2 separate regions of the Mus musculus genome follow, and region 2 is linked to region 1. A link is a contact called in ENCODE Hi-C or POLR2A ChIA-PET data. All regions are on one chromosome and are shown on one strand. The core of a region is the stretch at or near the end of the contact, and the rest is flanking DNA. Distances in the headings are between cores, read along the strand shown.

Region 1 (7,823 bases), core at 1,744-4,243:
GAGGAAATTGTACTAGATACTGTCTTGAGATGCTTACTTGTGGTACTTTTTAATGTAGAAATACCAAGCTCATTCACATGGAGAAAACACAGTTCTGTGTGTACATTGGAATTCTGCTTTGGGAGGGAGCTGGAAGGAGGGAGAAGCACACAAATCTATTCCTAATAATGGTGCTGACCCCTTTGGAAGCAGCCACGTCCTCTAGATAAGTTACTTACTGTACCTGCATCTGGGTATTATAGTGTGCTTTAGATGGACTCTCCTCCAGAGGCTAAACTCAGTTGCTGAGATCAAGAGAAGAGAAGTAACCTTCCCAACTTTCCAGTCTTCTCTTGCAGATAGAAAAGCATCATAGGACTGAACTGCCATAATCTCACCTTGGGCGTACTCCCTCATAAACTTCTGTCCTTGTTTGAACTCCACAGACCAGCTGTGTTGTTTGTCCCTAGCACAGTGCTGGGCACTCAGTAAGAACAAATACTAAAGGTACAATAGGCATATTAAATGTTTGCCTCAGAATGGTGCCATGTTTGGGAGCAGGCCTTGAGTTTTTACCAAATTCAACTAAAGAAAGTTCATGAGCAGCTGTTTTGCGGAGAGATTACAGATTAGAATTCTTTACTGATCTGAATTCACTCTGGACTGTGCAGGAGAAGTCTGGCACCTCAGAAGGATACTCAGTCATTCAGCAAGTCCCTGTAAAACTTGTGTCATATGCTGGGGCTGGGAAGACATCAGAGAGAAGAGGACAAGAAAGGTGAAGCAGAATCCTGGTACTCGGCAGCTGCTGGCAATGAGGAGGCTCCTAGAGACAGATACAGGAAGACCCAGTCATTCCCAACCTCCCAGACCTCAAGGTAGACATTAATATACTTTTTTTTTTTTTGTCTTTTCGAGACAGGGTTTCTCTGTGTAGCCCTGGATGTCCTGGAACTCACTTTGTAGACCAGGCTGGCCTCGAACTCAGAAATCCACCTGCCTCTACCTCCTGAGTGCTGGGATTAAAGGCGTATGCCACCACGCCCGGCCATTAATATACTCTTGAACATAGCGGGAGTCCTTAGATTAATGTCTCTTTACTCAGTTCTTATTAGCCTGTTTTAGTTCCTTACTTTCTAGAAGATTTGCTATGACTAAGTCCTATAGCTAAGCGCAACATAGCTTTTCCCAAAATATTCCCACAACAGTCTTCATGGAAGTCTTTCCTGGCCTCTAGTCAGGGGAACCCTTTAATATAATTTCTCTTCTTTATACTTATCACAATCTTATGTGTGGTTGGTTTACATCTACCCTATAATTGAGATAGTGTTTTATTCACAGAGGAAAAAAAAAGTAGACAATGTAATAGTGAAAATAGAAAAGGATTTTTTTGTTTTGTTTTGGTTTTTTTCGAGACAGGGTTTCTCTGTATAGTCCTGGCTGTCCTGGAACTCACTTTGTAGACCAGGCTGGCCTCCAACTCAGATATTCTCCTGCCTCTGCCTCCCAAGTGCTGGGATCAAAGGCGTGTGCCACCACCGCCCAGCTAGGATTTTTTTTTTTCAATATGGCAACACTGGGCAGAGGAACAGTGAAGTCCAATTATCTCCCAAATGATCCTTACAGCTCTGATCCTTAGGTTTATTTGGATGATGTGTACATTACTATGCAGCCTTGGGTCCTAACCATCATCTCTAGCTTCAGTCTCTTTGCCACAGTGGTCTGACAAGTTGTCATAACTGCATAAAATCTTCTTCCCTAAGAAGAGTCCCTTCTCTGTCTGGTACCCCTCACTCTTTTCCTTCCTTTCCTGGGGAATTCCAATTTCTGGGGGGTCCATTGTTTAAATGGCCTGATAGTCAAAAGGAAGATCATATGCATCTCTTAGAATATATTCATTCCTTCCAGGATAGTTTCATTATAAGCTGGGCATGCTGCCTCAAAGCAACTACCTATGTGCTGTGAACTAGACTTGTCTTGATGTGAACCCAAGCAGCAGATGAATCAGCTCATGTCTCAGCTTCACTAGTAGCCCAGAAAGTTTTGCCTGGAATTGGTGCCATCCCAGTGTGTGTGGCCTCCTTCATCTTCAAATTCCCAATAAGAGATGAGGGTCTGAAGGAAATCTATAGGTTTGTCAGGGTGTTCTGTAAGTATGATCTCACATGCACAAGTATGGGCATTTCTGTGGGAAACTACCTGGGTATTAAAGAGAAGCTCTGAAACAAGTATCTATTAGTAGTGGAGAGCCAGCCACTGAAATGTCAATTTCTTTCTAATACCTATTGGGATTGCCTGAAATAAACAAACACCTCTGATGTCAGCACCGCCCTGAAGGACTTTGCAGCTCTCTCTTCCCTGGAGCTCCTTGTTGACTGTCAGCTAGTGCTAGGTGCTAGAGATTTAGAGGAACTCACCTGACAGCTAGCAGACACTGATTGGAAAATAAGCTGGACCCTGGGTGAGAGAGGAGGCAGTGAGAACTCTTAATGTGGGGTGGGGGTCTAGGTAAGATGCAGCCATTTGGATTTTATATACTCCAGCTGTGAAAAGATGCCTTTTGTGACTTGAGGTCAGTAACCACAAGAAAGCTTTAGATTTGTTTAGTTGTGCGGACAATGTAAGTGGCCTGGCCAAATGAACTAGTAGATTCCAGAAGATGGAGCTTATAATGCAAAAGTGGGGATGAGTGTCCGGGCGTGCACGCCTTTCATCCCAGCACTTGGAAGAGGCAGGTCAACCTGGTCTACAGAGTGAGCTCTAGGGCAATCAAGGCTACAGAGAGAAAACCTGTTTCGAAACAAACAAGCAAAAAGAGTGGGAGACAAGCGAGACTCTAGACGATATTAAGTGCTTTGGATAGAATACAGAGATGAGGCCAGGTCCACTGCACGAAGCCCCACCCCCCAGCCCCCAGCCCCCTGGCGTCCAGAGGCGAGGGAACCTGCTGACTCAGAAGTCGCGGAACCCGGTTTCCGCCCGGGTGCAAAGTAGCGGACCGGAAGGGAGGAAACGGAAGTGTAGCATTTAGGCGTGGCTACACGGATCTGCCCGCGAAGTTCCAATCAGCGGACTGCGGAGCACGCGGGATCCGTGTCTTTACAGTTGTTTGATACCGGACTTTGAAAGGCAGCCCTACCGAGACAAGTGAGCTGGGAGTCGCTTGACAGTTTTATCTGAGTGGATAGAGGTCATAGATCACGCACTCGCTAGTTCTGAAGTGCCGCGGTGCATTCTGGGTCCCGGGCTCTTGCTGCCAGTGTCTAGCTAGAGGCGCCTCCCTGGGCTAGTTCCAAGACGGCGGATAGATTTTCGCCTGTCAGTAGACTTGGAGGTCTGGAGAAGTTTAGTGACTTGCGGAGGGCTGAACAGATCATGATTCTGTTTTGCTACCTTTGTTTGGTTGGTTTTGGTTTTGCGTGTCAGGATGTCACTGTGTATTCCTGGCTGTCCTGGAACTCGCTCTGCAGACCATGCTGGTCTCGAACTCAGAGATCCATCTGTTTTTTCCTCCTGAGTGCTGGGAACTAAGGCTGGAGCACCACGCCCTGCCTGTTTTACTACTTTATTTGCATTCGGGTGCACACCTGGACCGAATGATGCATGACCCCAATCTTAAGAGCATCAAAGGTTGGAGACATTCCACGCTTTTGTGTTCAGGTCCAGGCCACAAGGGGATGCTCCTAGGTTCTTAGTCACAGACTTTTTGAAGAGTTGCAGGTAGAGTGCTGAAAATGTGCTTGTTTTGATAACTACATTGGGTTTTTGCTTTGCTTTGCTTTTCAGTCTAGGATGGAATTGGGTGAGCCAGGGGATCATCTTTAGATCTCTAAGCTCCTTTTTATTTTTTGAGACAGGGTCTACATAGCCCTGGCTGTCCTGGAACTCCCTGGACATGCTGGCTTCGAACTTAAGAGATACCCCTGCCTCTGCCTCCTGAGAGCTGAGATTAAAGGCGTGTGCCACCATGATAGGCTCTAAGCACCTTTTGATAGGGAAATAACAGATTTTCTGACCCTACAAGGACAGCTTCCTAAAATGATTGGTGTAATGGTCTGTGGCTACAAAGGCTGATTTCTTCTTATCTGTGTTGTAGGGAATTCTTACAGAGGGAAACCTGATGCCACATGCTGCCAACACTTACCTGGAGTGGCTGAAACACTGAGATGATCAGAGGGGTTTGTCTCACAGACCCAGACAGCCTGCATCTTGGCCTACCACCGTGTCTTCCTCAGTATAGGCTGATATGCCCAGGGTAGTCCTGAATGGTGTGACAGTGGATTTTCCTTTCCAGCCCTACCCATGCCAACAGGAATATATGACCAAGGTGCTAGAATGTCTCCAGAAGGTAAAGCTACAAAGCTCAAGACAGTAATTTAGAGAGGGGGCAATGAGGGCATACCTTCAGCAAACCCCTACTGTAGCCCTACCCTCATCCATTCCAGACTGGGTTTGTCTGCATTCTTTGGTTGGAGACTATAACAAGTGAACAAAAGAGATAGTTATAGAGAGGGATAACTTTGAGAATGTATTGCTGTCCTTTCTGAGTAGGTGGTGTTTGTGCTGGGTCTATTTGATAAGGAATGGGCTTAGGAGGCACATTTCTATGCAGAGGAGCAGGAATACCCAGCTTTCACCGTTTGGGGAAAATGTTTTGGAAAGTTTTTTTTTTCTTTTTAGATTTATTTATTGATTGTATGTAAGTACACTGTAGCTGTCTTCAGACACTCCAGAAGAGGGCATCAGATCTTGTTATGGACAGTTGTGGGCCACCATGTGGTTGCTGGGATTTGAATTCACGACCTTCATAAGAGCAGTCGGTGCTCTTAACCGCTGAGCCATCTCTCCAGCCCTTGGAAAGTTTTAAAATGAGACTTTGATTTATTTATTTTATTTTTGAGACAGGATCTAACTTTTAGCCTAGGTGTTCTGGATAAGCCAGGCTAGCTTCAACTCACAGAGATCTGTCTGTCTCTGCCTTCAGCATGCTAGGGCTAAAGGCATGTATTACTGTGGCTGACTTTTGTGTTTGAACCCTGGAAAAAGTCTTTAAATCTTAGGGGTGTGGAGTTTTTAGCTTTCTACTGAGTTTCTTGAGGTTGCCTTTTTGTATTTGAATCACTTTTTCCTCAAATGTCTTCTTCAGGCTTCTATCTGATATCTGGGACAGAAGACATCAAATTCTGTTCAAATATGGTGAATGCCTATATCCAGAATTGTAGAGCAGTTTCCTATTTTGAGACTTAGCACCTGATTAGTCATCTGACTATATTAGGCTGAAATTTTCTGTCATATTTGGAGAAATGCTCTGAAATTATTTTGCTAATGAGGGCGGTTTTTGTTTTTCTGAGATGGTTTCTTTACTTAGCCCTGGCTGTTCTACAACTTACTATGTAGACCAGCCTGGCCTCAAACTCACAGATATCTGTTTGCCTCTGTGTACCACTATAGTTTGCTAATGAGGACATCTTAACTTACAGCTTTTAGTGGAAAATGTCATGAACTAATTTGTGTCCTCTGGGTGTGAGCTGTGCATCTCAGAGTCATCTGACTTCTCTCCACACCCCCTGCTTTTCCCTTTATTGTGCCTGACACCAATTAGAAAGTGAATGGCATCCTGGAGAGCCCCACAGGCACTGGGAAGACGCTGTGCCTCCTCTGTTCCACCTTGGCCTGGCAACAACATCTCCGAGATGCAGTTTCTTCCCTAAAGATTGCTGAGAGAGTTCAAGGGGAACTCTTTGCCAGTCGGACCTTGTCATCCTGGGGGAGTGCTGCTGCCGCCAGCGGAGACTCAATAGGTGACTCCTCTCTCCCCACCCTCACCCCATCTCTCCTGGCCTCTTGTGCGGATGGGAGCGAAGGGAAAGAGCCTGTGACAGGGCCAGTTCATCCAGGCTTCCTCTGTTCTTGGAGCAGAATTTAAGTAGAATTTTGTATCATCTATATTCCTCACCATTTTGGGTATATACCTGGGGTCAGAGTCAGGTTTGTAGATGTCTACAGGACTGAATTAGCTCAGTGCTGCTGCATGTACAAATACACCTGAGAATATGCCTCACAGTTGCTGCCTTTCCTTATGCTTGTGCAGAGTGCTACACAGATATCCCAAAGATCATCTATGCTTCTAGAACGCACTCCCAGCTAACTCAGGTCATCCGTGAGCTTCGGAATACCGCCTACCGGTATGTCGGCATATTCATTACTTGAAGAGTATCTGGATAGTGACCTTGGTTTGGAGCTAGACCAGCACCAGCTGAGTGTATATGTCTATATGTGGGGGGTGAAGACTGGTTGGCTTTGACTACTGTGAGAAAGCAGCTTTGATCTTTGAACTTATGGCTGACCTTGAACCCTGGGCTTCTTGCAGAACTGTCATGCCTGTGGTTAAGGTCAGCTCTGGCTTCTCAAGACAGCTTTGCTCATGTCTTAATATCTCGGTAGGGCTCCCATATAGCAGAATTTGGACAGTAGGTTGCTCTGTCCAGGTTTTTTTGTCTTACCTACCACATTCTAGACTTTTTATTTCCTTTGTTCCCTACGTTTTTTGTGCTTCCATTTGTTTCCAGATAGCTCCTGCTGCTAGGGCACACTGTAACCTGCTTGTTCTGAGGCAGCTCCTCCTTTACGTCTTCCATTCTTTCTTTTGTCAGGCCCAAGGTATGTGTGCTGGGCTCCCGGGAGCAGCTGTGTATTCATCCTGAAGTGAAGAAGCAGGAGAGTAATCACATGCAGGTGGGCTTTTGGGCACCTAACCTCTTTTTGGTTCTACTGGTTGGATGGTACCTGGATCTTCGAATGCTGAATTGTTCCCGGAGGATGCTAATCCTGGACACAGTGCTCCCTGGTGGGCTGGGCCAGAGTTTAGAGAACACAAGGAAGATTAACATAGGGAAGTTGTTGGTGAGGCCTTAGGGCTGGGGTGGCCCATTTCTCGACTCCTGGTAAGCACTCTCTGAATTGCTGTCTTACAGATCAGTTTGTGCCGCAAGAAGGTAGCAAGTCGCTCCTGTCATTTCTACAACAATGTGGAAGGTAAGACCAGCTTCTTCAAGCTATTCCTACTGGCTGTTGCACAGTTTGGGTGAGGCTTGTGCAGTCTTCTAGAGTTTAGTAGCACCATAACCTGTCTGCTCTACCCTGTGTGGCAGAGTGTGGCTGTATATTTGGGTGGTGTCTTTTGATGGTAGGCGTTTCCTCCTTGGTATTACATGGAGAAGAGCGCACACAGTCCAAGAACTCCACGCTCTGACGCACTCAGGAGTGGCTCTCACATTGAGCAGGTGACCTGGTCAAACAGGGTTCATGTTGAGTTCCTGCTTTCCTGTTGGCAGCCTGGTCTATTCCTGACAGAGGTGGGCTTTGACAAGTTTCCCTAAGAACTCGAATGCAGGTGTCATTACTTGGAGCTGGGAGTTGAACACACCTGTCTTCCTCTGAGTTTGTTGCATCCTCTGTTTCATTTGCCCAGTTATGACTAGAAAAGCTCCTTGTGCTGTGTCCTTCACTGCTTTCTGTAACCTCAGGGGTCATCCATTCGCACAACTGGCTGGATGTCTGCGCCTTCAGCCTCTTTTAGATTAGAGTTCCTTTTGTTTCTACCCTAGTCTTCAGACTGAGATTCCTCCATAAGGTAAGAGGGTTCAGGCGATGTGGCCCTGAGCACGTGTAAGGCTCTGATGCTCCGAGGGCTGACATCTTTGCTTATTGCCCAGGGCCCTAGAAGTGAGGCTTTTGCATCTGCTGCTGGTCAGGCCAGCAGCCTAAGCTCAGGGAGAGGATCTTTCCTCACCCGGCACCTTTGTTCTCAGCTGCTGGGGGGATATGATAATGACATGGCTCTG
Region 2 (7,823 bases), core at 3,068-5,567, 46 kb after region 1:
GAGGTGGTGCCTTGCACCCAGTGTCCTGTTCATGACTGCAGGCTCTGCCCAGGCTCAAGGTGTATACAAACAGATCCCTTCCACCCTTCCCCTTATATACTAGACAGCCCAAGCAACATGACTGAGGCTTTCTTGGCACTGGCATCCAGGTGTTAGCCCAGCCTCCCTCAACGAAAGTTCCAGACATGTGGGAGGATCCAGACTATACTGATACCACCCATTAGTACATCCCTCCCCACACAATTCCCTAGACATAGGTCTTCCCAATCATCTCTTCTTCCCAGAGTGGCCATGCTACACTCACCAAATGCCTCTTTTGATTCTGACAGCCTTTCTTCATCAGTGGAATCAATTACATAGATGACACCATGGCACTCTGCATAGTACTAGAAGGAAGAGGATAAAGCTGGGGCGAGAGGTACTCATAGCTGGATAGTGAGACCGTGTGTCACAACTAGCAGAAGAGGCCCTGAAGAGGAAGAGACAGGCATCGAATGGTGGGAATCTTTGCCATCCTAGGGCCAAAAATGGGCACAACCCAGTGGGAAGAGTTGCTAAAAAGTTTTCTGAGACTGATTAGTAGTAAAGATACCAAAGCACCTTTGAGGACAACTTGCTGACTCTAGCAGGGTGATCAACTACCTTCTGCCAGGAGGCTCCTCCTGAGAACCCACCTGTTGCCCTGGCTAAGATGATGTTAAGAAAAGAGTAGGAGACAGGCCTAGAGGTTGAGAAGCCAAAAGAGGCTCAGGGCTGAGGTCGGCACTGTCTATGACACTACCCTGCCTGAACACAACTGAAAGTGCTCAACTCAGGCTTCTGCAGGGTGGATGTAGCCAGTCCTGGGCTTTCAACAACAAGGGACAGTATTGTTAACACAGGACAGATAGGACAAAGTAAGCACAGGAGATGGAGATCCACACAACAATGGAGACACTGTGCCTATAAGTATGGGACAAATAGCCTACACTTGCCACTTTATCTCAGGACCATTCTGGTTCCCTGATCCGGTCTCAGTGAGAAGTCAACACTGACTGGTAAAATAACATGCTACAGACAGGGTAGGATGAGGTACTACCACTGAGTGGACAAGGAGTACTTCATTCCAGTCAGTGAAACCCCTTCCCCACCTACACTTCCCATGGAGTCCTGGAGGCCAGTTCCAGGTTCCTTTTGCAGGGCTTTGCAGCCAGACCCATACAGGTTTGCAATGGGCCTGGCACAGAAGCTGCCAGCTCTGGGGCAGGGCAGTAGGTTAGCCTATTGCTGGAGGCATGAGAACTGGCAGGTCCTACTGTATTTATGAGGGATTTATGATAATAGAGGATGATATGAGGTCTCATCCCAGTGAAGTCAGTGAGTCAGCAGGCAGTACTAGCAGCTTCAAAGGTTGTAAGAAATGTCTTATGTGACTTAGGAACCAAGTAGCTAGATCCACTTATCACATCTGCCAGGCTTGGTATACAAGATATACTGCTACAAGATATACTGCTTGGTCAGAAAAGTACATACCAAAATCCTAAGGCAGATATAAGCAGCACACATGGGGACTTAGTTTCTATCTCAAGGTTCACCAGAGCACCCACTGTGGAGAGCAACTTGCCCATCAGTGGTACCATTCTAGACAGAGAACAGTGGCCAGAGTGAGAGAACTTATCAGTATAGGTTCCATTCATCAAGGCCAATGAAGCCACTGCTAAGTGTTTCACTTGATAGGACATCACTGTAACTAAAGCACCTGGATTAAAGCACTGGACTGCGCCAAGTGACCGTACCAACTACAAAACAAAGGACTGCTGAAGGAAAGTCAAGGCTTGTTCTGTTCAGTGCTGGACTTAGTGCCTAATAGGCTGGGTGGAAGAGACGCCAGTGGAGGAATGTATACAGAGGGAAGTTTCAGGTGTCTAAAACCAATGCCTAAAGAAGAAGGCGCTGGGCTGGTGAGATGGCTCAGTGGGTAAGAGCACCCGACTGCTCTCCCGAAGGTCCGGAGTTCAAATCCCAGCAACCACATGGTGGCTCACAACCATCTGTAACAAGATCTGACTCCCTCTTCTGGAGTGTCTGAAGACAGCTACAGTGTACTTACATATAATAAATAAATAAAAAAAAAAAAAAAAAAAAAAAAAGAAGAAGGCGCTGTCTGCCTCTGAGAACACCCTCCTTGGAAGGGTAAAAGGCCATCTAAAAGAACAAGCTAGAATGAAGCAGACAGACTCAGAGAACACAGGTTTTGGGCCCTCCCTGTCTATGAACTGCCATTTTTATCCACCTGTTAGAGGATAGGCTATAGTCCTCACTGAGTTCCTCAGTAAGCGCTCTGCATAGACTACCCTAATGAACAATGCTTCTTTCTTTGGGATTGAAGAAAAGATTGGGTACTCCCTGGGGGAATTCCCTTGATGTCACTTTCGTGGTGACTCTAGCCCTGGTTTTTACCAGAGTGAGACAGAAAGCAACTTGGGAACCTGGGATAGGATCCAAGAAAAAACCTTTAGACAGAGCCATGTGTATGATAAGCAGGTAAAAGTGGTTGCTACACAAGCCTGATAATCCGAGTTTGATCCTTGGAACCCACATTAAGGTGAGAAAAACAGTCTACAAATTAGCCCCGTCGCCCACACGCATGCTGTGACACGCACCCCTCCCCCAATAAAAATAACTTAAAACCCGGCAGTGGTGGCACACGCCTTTAATCCCAGCACTTGGGAGGCAGAGGCAGGCAGATTTCTGAGTTCAAGGCCAGCCTGGTCTACAGAGTGAGTTCCAGGACAGCCAGGGCTACACAGAGAAACCCTGTCTCGAAAAACCAGAAAAACTTAAAAAAAAAAATTAGAAAATCTTTGGGGTAAATGTGGAACTCTCACAGAAAAGACTATGAGGGGCCATCTAGAGAAAAACAGGATCAAACAGGTAATGTGTCTTACCTTGTCCCACAAAGACTGCAGCTCTTCCTGCCCACCTAAGTCCCAAAACATGAGACGAGCCTTTCCCACGTCCACAGTGCCAACTGGAAAGAGTACAGAAAGAGCTAGCTCCTGACCTTTACACACAAGGTTCCAGCTCTCCCCAGGATGGGACAAACCATTCTGGTACCAATCCTAGGGAACTTGAACACAGAATAGAAAGACAGGGTTTTGACCACTGGTCAGCTGGGTTGTGGACCTTACAGCATCCATCTCTAAGGGACCTCCTAAGATCATATCCCTAAGGTGCCCCCTTACTGTTTAGACCCACGGTAGTGGTGATTTTGGATAGACTCATCCCCTTGTAGTTCTTGTTAAAGCGTGTTTTTGACTGTTCCAGGAAAGTCTGAGGAAAAAAAGAGAGGGGGTTAGATAGCAGCAGCTAGAGTAGTTTTCTGGTGTCCTTCCCACCTATCCCTTCACACCCATGCAGCCATGCACGCCTCTGCCTGTGGCTTGATCTTCAGGAGGCTGGTGACTACTAACCTGTAGCCTTGGGGCGGGGGTTAGATCAGGCAGGGAATGGGAACTGGTGAGAGAGCAGGGACCTACCGTCTTCCCAGCATTGTCCAGGCCCAGGATCAGGATGCAGTATTCATCCTTCTGGAACATGTACTTGTACAATCCCGAAAGCAGCGTGTACATCCTGTTCTGGCACCCTGAGAGATGTCAATGTGTGTACCGGGGGCATCGGCCTCCTGCCCTGCCCGCTTCATCAGCGGTCCGCCTCTCCTGCTAGTTTTCAAATGTGTAGCCTCGCGGATCCTGACTCTTCGCCCCCATCCCGCCTCTTCTGTTAAAATCCCTGACCCTGATTCCCCCGATGCCATCGCTGACCACGTGCTAGACCTGGGCCACTCCCACTTAATGTCATCTTTCATAATGCACCATCAATTCGGAGTCCTGAAAAGCCCGTGGCGGCCTGCTCTGCTCCGCCTTCCTAAGGCTCCTCTTTCCGAACCCTCAACTCAGAACCAGGAAACGCGGCCGGCGACTTAAGTCTAGGAAGCGACCAGAGAGGCAGAGCTCCTGAGGAGGGTCGGCTTCGGCTTCCCGCCGCCGCCGGGCCCACGGAGCCTGGGAACCAGCAGCTGAAGCCACTTCCGTCCCCCTGTTCCAGGACTTTAGAACCCCGGCCCCTCAGTCCAGCTGAGGCCCACCCGTACCTGCTCAGATCTTGGAGGAGGAGCCGCCGCCGCCGCCGCCGCCGCCGCCGCGTTCCTAACCCCACCGACCTCACGCTGACCCCTCACAGTGCCTGACGGAACAAGGAGCGAAGGACGGAGCACGGGCGGAATCGCATCCCAGCGGCCCCCGCGCGCAGGTACTTCCGGCAGCTTCGGCTCTCCGGCGGAAGTGCCCGGCGGAGGGCAGAAGGCTAGCGCGTGAGCTTGGCTGGCGAGGGCGGAAGCCCTTCTAGCCTGCGAGCGCCGGCCGGAGGTGGGGTTGCGGGCCGCAGAGGACGGGGCGGGTGACGTGCAGGTCCCCCTCGGCGGAACCGCGGCCCTCCTCAGGCTCCCTAGCGGTTTTGGGGGCGGCGTTGCCCTGAGTTGTTCTTACTGCTCTTCCTCCTGTTTTTGTCTGCGGTAAAGGTTCCGAATCCTGCCTGCTGGGTCGGGATGGACGAGGACAACCTAGAGACTGCCCTGCAGACCTACCGGGCCCAGCTGCAGCAGGTAGAGCTGGCGCTCGGTGCTGGCCTAGACGCTTCTGAGCAGGCGGACCTGCGTCAGCTGCAGGGCGATCTAAAGGAGCTGATTGAGCTCACCGAGGCCAGCCTGTTGTCGGTCAGAAAGAGCAAGCTGCTGTCTACAGTGGACCAGGAGAGCCCAGCTCAAGAGGATGCTGAGTACCTGGCTTTCCAGAAGGCCATTGCGGAGGAAGTGGAAGCGCCCGGCGCCCCCTGCAATGACTCGGAGACGGCCCCTGGGAGCGAGGTGCAGCCGGGATCCACCTCCTCTGCACTGGAGGAGGAGGAGGAGGACCCAGATCTGGAGGAACTGAGCGGTGCTAAAGTGAATGCCCCCTACTACAGCGCTTGGGGCACGCTGGAGTATCACAACGCTATGGTAGTGGGCGCCGAAGAGGCGGAGGATGGTTCTGCGTGCGTCCGAGTCCTCTACCTATACCCTACCCACAAGTCCCTGAAGCCCTGTCCGTTCTTCCTGGAGGGAAAGTGCCGGTTCAAGGAGAACTGCAGGTAAAACCCTCTGCTGCTAGCAATGAAGGGCACGCAGTCGGGACCACCGCTGTGGCCTGTCGCCACAACTAGTTTGGCACCCAGCAGAGTTGGTAATAGAGTCCAAACCTTAGGTGACTGACAGGCTTTTACAGAAGTGTTCTCCGTGTGTTTACTTAGATTTTTCTTGCATACATCAAGAAGTTTGAAAGAGCTTATGTTGAAAAGATAGGGCAATCCTTCATCAATATTCTTCTCCAAGGTGTAAAACTTTTTTTTTCCCCTTTGAGATAGCAGTGTAGTAACTCTCGATGTCCTTGAATTCTTGATCCGTCAGCAACTCTACTACATCCTGAACGCCTTCAGTTTCCAAATGCTAGGATTACAGGTGGAGGCCACCACTTCTACTGGGCTACATCTCCAGCTCGGAACCTTTTTTCTTTTTTTCTCTTTTTAAAAATTTATTGACTATGCTGAGGATGGAATTAGGGCCTCCAGCACACCAGGCAACCAACTACTGTACACCTTAGCCCCATCCCAGCTCCTGTAGTTTGCATAGTCTTACAGAAAATTTCAAACACATAATCTCTTGCTGACTTGCCCTACCTTCCCCCCCACCCCCCGTGCTACTTGAAAGCACCTTTCACAAGTTACATCTTTTTCTCTCACCCTCAAATACTTCAGAATGTAGCTGAAATAATAATTACTAAAACTGATTTATGTCTTTTTTTTTTTTTAACTCAGTCATCCAGAATAACCCTCTAGTACTTTGAATTTATTTATTTTAGGCCACTAAAATAAAAAGATTTGTTCTATTATAATGGTAGTAGTGAACTAAAATTAGTTTCACTTGGCAGGATTTTAGGCAGGGCTAGAGCCTTGGAAGTCTGAGGGCAGAATCCAGAACCCATTTCTTTGTCCATTTTTCTTTAAGGTTGTTATTATTATTTTATTTTGATTTTTAAAAAAATATATTTTAAAGATTTATTTATTTTGCTGGGCATTGGTGGCGCACACCTTTGATCCCAGCACTTGGGAGGCAGAGGCAAGCAGATTTCTGAGTTCGAGGACAGCCTGGTCTACAGAGTGAGTTCCAGGACAGCCAGGGCTACACAGAAAAACCCTGTCTGGAAAAACCAAAAAAAAAAAAAAAATTATTTATGTATGTGAGCACACTGTTGCTCTCTTCAGACACATGAGAGGAGGGCATCAGCTCTCATTGCAGATGGTTGTGAGCCACCATGTGGTTGCTGGGAATTGAACTCAATACCTCTGGAAGAGCAGTCAGTGCTCTTAACCACTGAGCCATCCCTCCAGCCCCTTATTTTGACTTATTTATTTTTTACTTTTTTAATGTTTTTCTCTAAAGATCCATCGGTTGCTTTTGTCTCATTTTGTTTTGGTAAGGTGGTTTGATACATGGTCTCTATGTAATCCTGGCTGTCCTGGACTACATACAGCTATGAAAGGCCTTGGCTGGCCTTGAACTCACTACCGAAAGGCTGGGATTAAAAGTTTGCACCATGGCCTGACTATTTTAGGCTTTTTTGAGACAGAGTTTCTCTAGTAGTCCTGGTGGATTTCCTGGAACTTACTATATAGATCTGGCTAGCCTGGAACTCAGAGGCATGCACTACCATTTCTGGCTAAGATATATTTTTAGTTAGTGTGTTTGTGTGTGTGTGTGTGTGTACGTGTGTACGTGTGTACGTGTGTACAGGTGCCAGAAGAGGGTATAGGATCTCCTAGAGCTGGCGTTCCAGGTGGTGGTGGTGACCTGCCGAACATAGATCCTGGAAAACAAACTCAGGACTTCTACAAGAGCAGTATCCTCTCAGCCACTGAGCCATTTCTCTAGCTCTATGTATTTACATTTATCTTTAGATTGCGGTGGGGGTGGGGCATGTGTACAGGTAGGTGCCCAAGAAAGCTAGAAGAAGGTGTTGGATCTCCTAAAGCTGGAATTGCTCACAGAAAACATTAACCACTGAGCTCTCTCTCCAGTCCCCAGAGACCACCCATATTCCCTGTTTTGTGGCATCCTCGAATCACTTTAGGCTCTTCTTTCCATGTTACATCTGTACTCTGCAAGTCTTATTTCTCTACTTTTTCTTTAGGATAAGGTCTCATGCAGCTCAGGCTGGCCATGTATAGCCCTTCCTATATAGCCAAGGATGACTTTGAACTCTTAATCTTCTTGACTTCACTTCCTGCTTATACCTCTCAAGGGCCAGGATTACAAGCAAGTGCACATCTTTTGTTGTATTTCATGGTGGACTTGACATGTCCTTGTTCTGGCTCTTTCCTATGCTAGCAGATAGGTGCATAAGTGATTTGTATGCTCAACGGGTTTATTTTACTTATGGACAGGGTCTCTCTATTATGTAGCCCTGGCTATCCTGGAACTAACTAAAGATCAGTTTGCCTCTGTCTCTGGAGTGCTGGGATTAAGGGAGTGCCACACCTCAATTGGCAATTTCTTTCTTTCTTTCTTACTGTTTTTTGGGGTTGTTTTGTTTGGTTTGAGACTGGTTTCACTGTGTAGCCTTCCTTGGCTGTCCTGGAACTCACTCTGTAATCCAGGTTGGCCTTGAACTCACAGAGATCTGCCAGCCTCTGCCTCCCGAGTGTTGAGATTAAAAGCACACACTACCATCACCCAGCTGGTTATCTTCAAT

What was found. A loop is a pair of places that touch in the nucleus more often than their neighbours do. ChIA-PET counts read pairs that join two places held with the same protein, here RNA polymerase II (POLR2A).
Region 2: a loop to region 1 is called in a map of left cerebral cortex, with 2.1 times the contacts of the local background. The contact joins the promoter of Arfrp1 here to the promoter of Rtel1 in region 1. A Hi-C loop is called at or near these places in 2 of 37 maps with a recorded cell type or tissue (left cerebral cortex and regulatory T cell). POLR2A ChIA-PET finds 5 or more read pairs at or near these places in 4 of 5 experiments (Patski and embryonic stem cell).

The regions. Positions count from the first base shown.
Region 1 is chr2:181,316,731-181,324,553 of GRCm38, forward strand. Rtel1 (regulator of telomere elongation helicase 1) reads left to right here and starts at 2,994. Exons shown (of 34, transcript NM_001001882.3): 1 at 2,994-3,126; 2 at 4,076-4,327; 3 at 5,582-5,780; 4 at 6,071-6,164; 5 at 6,633-6,714; 6 at 6,954-7,014. The coding sequence starts at 4,226.
Region 2 is chr2:181,361,087-181,368,909 of GRCm38, forward strand. It overlaps Arfrp1 (ADP-ribosylation factor related protein 1), which reads right to left and starts at 4,318. Exons shown (of 8, transcript NM_029702.4): 1 at 4,133-4,318; 2 at 3,519-3,625; 3 at 3,225-3,312; 4 at 2,928-3,010; 5 at 305-386. The coding sequence starts at 3,611. Zgpat (zinc finger, CCCH-type with G patch domain) reads left to right here and starts at 4,337. Exons shown (of 6, transcript NM_001048148.1): 1 at 4,337-5,166. The coding sequence starts at 4,586.